2 separate regions of the Homo sapiens genome follow, and region 1 is linked to region 2. A link is a loop called in an ENCODE intact Hi-C map of the cell type or tissue named here. Cell type or tissue: body of pancreas. All regions are shown on one strand. Each heading gives the region's core, and the rest is flanking DNA. Links, peaks and the distances in the headings are about the cores only. Region 1 has its middle 230 kb from the start of PLXNA4-AS2. Region 2 overlaps PLXNA4 (plexin A4).

Region 1 (2,912 bases), core at 214-2,713, 180 kb before region 2:
GGTACCTCCAACAGGTTTTGACATGAGTCCCTTTGATAAATTGGGAAACTGCTAAAAACCTCATAAACAAGGGCTCCAATCACCCTGCATCAGCCTAGTGAATGAGATTATCTTTTCCTCTCCATATAACCACCTTAGAAATAAAATAAATGAAATTGAAAGAGGAAATTGTGGCCAAGTGCTGAGGCAGGTGGAACACCTGACATCAGGAGTTCGAGACCAGCCTGACCAACATGGTGAAACCCTGTCTCTACTGAAAAATACAAAAATTAGCTGAGCATGGTGTTGGGCGCCTGTAATCCCAGCTACTCGGGAGGCTGAAGCAGGAGAATTGCTTGAACCTGGGAGGCGGAGGTTGCGGTGAGCTCAGATTGCACCATTGCACTCCAGCCTGGGCAACAGAGCAAGACTCCATCTCAAAAAAAAAAAAAAAAAAAAAAAAAAAAAAAAAAAAAAAAAAAAGGAAATCATGAAAGGAGCCCACTTCCACTCAGATAGGGTGGTGTGCAGAGGTTAGAATTCATGAGGACCATATGATGATATGCTGGTCCAGGTGACCAGGAAAGAGGTTGGAGGAAAGGCATCTCAGTCCTATTAGAGGTCTAGGGTCCTGTCCCAGTGGGAGAAATCGCAGGGCCTTTGGAGAGAAACAGCTCAGACACCAGTGCTAAATAGACCTGGCTCAAGTTCTGGCTCATTGGCCGTATGGCCCTAGGCCAGTGACTTAACACCTCTAGCCTCAGTTTCTTTATCTCTAAAGTGAGAATAATAATACTTACTCTGCTGTATAGTGTATGGATTAGAGACAACAAGGTCACCTTGCTCAACATAGAGTCAGCCCTGAACCTATTAGCAAGGTCTGAGGTTTCCAAGGGTTTTCAAGGGCATGGCTGGGAAGAAGTTGGCATTCAGCCTTCCCATCACCTAGCATCGAAAATCCTCCTTGGGAAGCCCAGGGGAGAGTTCTGGCTCAAACACTGACTCACCAAGTGGGAATAAATACTTACGAGAGTCAGGCAATCTCCCCAGATTTCTTCCCTACCCTTTGGCTCTACTCCCCTCTTTTCATAGTTGACATTTAACGATATTCTGCGGAGAGGGGCTCAGCATTTAAAAAGATTCAATGGAAGGATCCAGAAGCAGGGAACCTGGGAGAACTTTTTAGCTGATGTTAAAAGTGCAAGATGAAAAGTGCTTTCGAGCCTGAAATTGAGTAACTATTGAGATTTGCTTCTGAGCCTGTGATTTGGTGTTGGCATATTTATAGGAGACCCTGGACTATTGAAGGGTGTGCAGGCTGGGCCACTTGCCAAGAAAGCCCTGGCTCAGTTCCTTCTGGAGCCTGCCAAGTTTTTGCTGCCCTAGGTTGTAGCCTTGAAGCTGAGGGACTTTCAGAGGCCCCAAGATAGCCCTAGGAAAAGAATGTCAAAAGCAATAGCAACGACTATCTAGCAAAGCATTGTGATAAATGCATTATCTTATCTTCACAGCCATCCTATGAATTAGATAGTATGGTGGTATCTTATATTAATTAAACAGCACTGGGAAGCAGAGTGCATAATAATGAGTCCTGATTTTTACTCACTGTGTAAACTTGGCAAGTTATTACCCTCTCAAAGCCTCGGTTTCCTCACCTGAAAAATGGGGATAGATGTATCTATCTCATAAAATTATTTATTTGAGATTTTCCAGATAAAGCAGGTAGCCAATATCAAGCATATGGTATAACACTCAGTAAATATTAGGCATTGTTATCTCTATTTTATAGATGCAGACACTGAAGCTTTAATGAAGTCAGTGGTGTGCCCAAAGTCACCTAGGCAGGGAGAGCAGGAGCCAGAACTCAAACTCAAGTATGTTTGACTGTGATGCCTTTGTTCTTAATCACTGGGTATGCTGCCTGAGCTGAAAAATTTCTGCAGGAGGTTTTGCTCAGTGGGAATTATAGCAGAGGTTTGGATTATGGTCTCTTTTTAAATTCTTAAAGAAGCAAGAACATCTAGACTAGAAGCATGGAGGAGAGAGGGTGCTGGAGCAGCCAGGCTGTGCTAGGAGAGTGGCTGTCCATGAGGATGTGTTTTCAGTGTTGGGCATGGTTGTTCTCTGCTCTGGGTCATTCTAGGTGGGCAGCCACCCAGAGAGGATGTGTTGTCAGTGTACTCCCTTCATTTTGACTTGCTCCATAACCATAATCTTAGGAAAGGGTGTCAGAAAGGATTAGATTTAGTATCACTGTATTGGAATGTGGAATTTCCAGTTTCAGGTGAAAGAGGCTATACCGGAAGGAGGTACTTTTTCTCTGTCCATCAGCCTGCCTCGCTCTTTCTCCTTTCCCTCTTCTACTGTCTCTCTCTTTCTCTCTCTCCCTGCCTCTTATTCTTGCTGTTTCTCAGAATGCCTATGAAAAAAAACAGCTAGTCCACAGCCTGGTGTCTTAGATGCCAATTCTTGGAGCAGTGGATTGCAACTAGATCTGTGCTTCTCAAACTCTCTTGGATGATGGGACAGAGTTTTTCTTTTCTTTTTTTTTTATTACTATTATACTTTAAGTTTTAGGGTACATGTGCACAATGTGCAGGTTAGTTACATATGTATACATGTGCCATGCTGGTGTGCTGCACCCATTAACTCATCAATTAGCATTAGGTATATCTCCTAAAGCTATCCCTCCCCCCTCCCCCCACCCCACAACAGTCCCCAGAGTGTGATGTTCCCCTTCCTGTGTCCATGTGTTCTCATTGTTCAATTCCTACCTATGAGTGAGAATATGTGGTGTTTGGTTTTTTGTCCTTCTGATAGTTTACTGAGAATGATGATTTCCAATTTCATCCATGTCCCTACAAAGGACATGAACTCATCATTTTTTATGGCTGCATAGTATTCCATCGTATATATGTGCCACATTTTCTTAA
Region 2 (2,912 bases), core at 163-2,662:
CCCTCACGACCAGCACTTCAGCCAGCCAGATGCCCTTTGCAGCCCCCTCACTGGCATGATTGGCAGCCTCCGAGAGCTGGTGGCCACGCACTATTATTAGCAGCACTTGACATTTTCCTAGAGCATTGGTCTAAAGTAGGCCATGAATACCCACAGTTGCTTCCCCTCCACTGCTGCCTGTGAGTCTGCCCTGTCCTCCTCCCACCAGCTCCTGGGGGCTGCAGCCATTGGCTCAAGGCCTGTCCCCGCATAATGGGGTTGGAAATGGCTCCACCACCCCAACCCAGTGTCACTCCCACACTGAATTTTCTTCTTTTTTCTCTGCTCTCCTTTGAGACCAATTTATCACCCACCTCCTTCTGCCATCACAAACTCATGGATTTCTTTGTTAGATCCCTTGTCCAAGGCTGTTTCCAATTGTTCATGGATTTAGGAAATGAAAAAATTTGTCCTTCCACACAATCCTCTTTGAGGCTGATCAGACTGTACTCCCAGGAATAACACCAAAGCTGGGGTAGAAAGTGCCCTTCGCTGCTGTTCTTTGCTCAACCTTTGATTAGGGGATGTGTTATGAAACTGGATTCAAGTTCTGAATTTGTGCCTTACTTGCTGTGTGATCTGGAGATGGTCACTTGCCCTCTCTGGGCCTTGGAGACCTCATCTGTAACAGGATTAAGTAGATACCCTCTCAGGTCTATTCTTGTCTGATGGTACCCTGTTTTCTGTAACTATGGTGGGGGTGGGTTGCCCCGATCATGACCCCAAAGATATTTGATGGAAATTGCTTGATGGTAAGAAGCAACCTGACCCAGACCAGCATTTAAACTGGGATTCCACTGCCCCCCATGAAAAGAGAGGCTCCCAGGAAATGTCAGAGCTGAGCCCTCCTGAACCATGTGATTCCAGTGTGTCCTAGTAAGCAAAGGGCTGCATTCTACTGTCTGAGGGGCACACCTTCTGTTGCCTCAGTTTCTTTCTTAGACTTTAAAATGGTAGAGAAATCACCTCTCCTACAACTAATGGTGTCAAAATTAAAAAGTCATGGAGGCAAAGTCAGCTGAGCTGCTTTGGAAGCAGTGACCTGGGGGGCACCCAGACCTGGCCCATGGTGGATGGAGAGGCTGCAGCTCTGAACTCCAGAGGGCCAGAGCGCAGCAGGAGCCCTCCTCAGGTCCTGAGTTGGGGGCAGGGCATGAGCCAGGAGCTTCAACATCAGGTTCTCTTCTTGGTGAAGGGAGCCGCAGCTTCCAGGCCTCCAGCTCCAATGCCAACAGGGGCTGGAAGTAGAAATGACCACTGTGTCCTGGGACATCAGGCTTCCAGATGTGAAATTCCCAGGGGAGGAGCTATGTCACTTGCTGATTTCTTGAGGTCCAAGGATTCAACACCCGACAGACAGACTGTGCGCACACTGGAGCCCAGCCGTTCCCTTCCTTTTCCCATGGGTGCCGACCATGGTGCCAGCTCCAGGTACCCCATGGGGACACCATGAAGGAGGAGACAGCACCCACCTGCCTGGTGCTGCGGAGACCCTGTTTGTGCTCTTGTTCCCAGGAGGCTCTGATTTCACACCCACGTTCGGGGAGTTCCCTGTGATGGCTAAGGACTCATTTGGTCAGGCAGCTCTCGGCCTGGGAAATGCTGAGGACATTTCAACACAATCTACTTCCAATTCTGGCAGTCAATAGAATGGCAGAGGGTCCCAGCGAGCTTCTTGGAAGCTAAAGTTAGTCCCCAGGGCACAAGGGATCTTCTGACCAAGAGGTTTAGAAGACTAACTCATGCTGTTGTCTGGAGTATCTTTGTCTATTAACGGAGTCAACCAAAGGCCAGGCCATGGGGCCCAGTTTTATGACACTAGTGTCCCTCTCTTGGGCACAGCCATCTGAGGCCCACAGGCTCTATCCACCCTCCTGACATCCCCAGATCCTTGGGTCAGCTTCTCTCAAGAAACAAGGCTGTTTTCCCCACAGCTTCAGATCCTCACCAGCCTTCTGCAGAGTCAAATGTGAGACCCAGATGCAGGTCTCTTTCTATAGGGAGGGTCTTGTTTTGGAGAGAATGACTTGAGCCAAACCCTTGGGGCTGATCTGCTTGAACTCAGAATTTATGGGGAAACAGGAGGTGTTTCATATCTCCTTTGCTTGCAGGTTTAATCTGGAGTGCTGCAGAAATCTGAGAAATAGCCTGGCAGCCAGGGGAGGAGGGGGATGGGCACACAGGATGCCATGGGGACAACTTCTGGGGTTTCAGAGGTTGTGAGAGCAGTGACCAGTTCTATCCCTGTAATGCTGAGTGACCTAGGGCAAGTGTGTGGGCCTCTCTGAGCTCCATTTCCCCCTGGACTACTTCCTGCAGGAAGAGTAGAGTGTCCCACGAAATCCTTTGTCTGGGACTCTCCTGGTCGCACATCACATCTCCAAATACAGACATTGCACATAAGTGCCCAGGTGCAACTAGAAGAATACATAGGAAGCAGTGTGACATAGGAGGGGTCCTCAAATCCAGACCACCTCTGCCACTCACTAGTTGTGTGACCTTGAGCAAGTCACTTACCTTCTGGCACATTTTGGGGTGCATTACACCAAAGTGAATAGAGCTCAGCTTCTGGGCCTACACTTGCACACTCAGCCCCTTCTAAGGCCTATGTATCTAAGTTGTACTTATTATATTTTGGTCTTAAAGAAGGTCTCCAAATGGTATGTCTCACCCCACAAATCTAGATCTGCCCCTGCTTCCAGGCCTCTACTTTCTCTTTTGTGCAGTGAAGAAAAACTTTAAAGTTCCTATGACTTGAAAATGTTCTGAATCTATGTGTCTAGTGTTTGTCTCTGAGCATCTGGGCACAAAGAAGGGAGCCCAGAAAGAAAGAGAGAGACCAGAGCAGTAGCTGGAAAGGCAACATGGCAGGT

The links. A loop is a pair of places that touch in the nucleus more often than their neighbours do. Peaks named below come from ENCODE experiments on the same cell type or tissue, not always from the same donor. Only the 100,000 strongest peaks of a DNase experiment are listed, where the experiment ranks them.
Region 1: a loop joins it to region 2, with 2.1 times the contacts of the local background. A loop is called at or near these places in 1 of 110 quality-filtered maps.

What each region holds. Positions count from the first base shown.
Region 1 is chr7:132,028,898-132,031,809 of GRCh38, forward strand. No RefSeq gene overlaps it. Among named protein-coding and RNA genes, the nearest start is that of PLXNA4-AS2, 230 kb to the right of the region's middle. In body of pancreas, for the core only: no CTCF peak of the experiment used is centred there; a DNase peak (open chromatin) is centred at 1,324; H3K27ac peaks cover 466 bases.
Region 2 is chr7:132,207,345-132,210,256 of GRCh38, forward strand. All of the region lies in intron 10 of PLXNA4 (plexin A4), which reads right to left. Among named protein-coding and RNA genes, the nearest start is that of PLXNA4-AS2, 52 kb to the right of the region's middle. In body of pancreas, for the core only: no CTCF peak of the experiment used is centred there; a DNase peak (open chromatin) is centred at 1,307.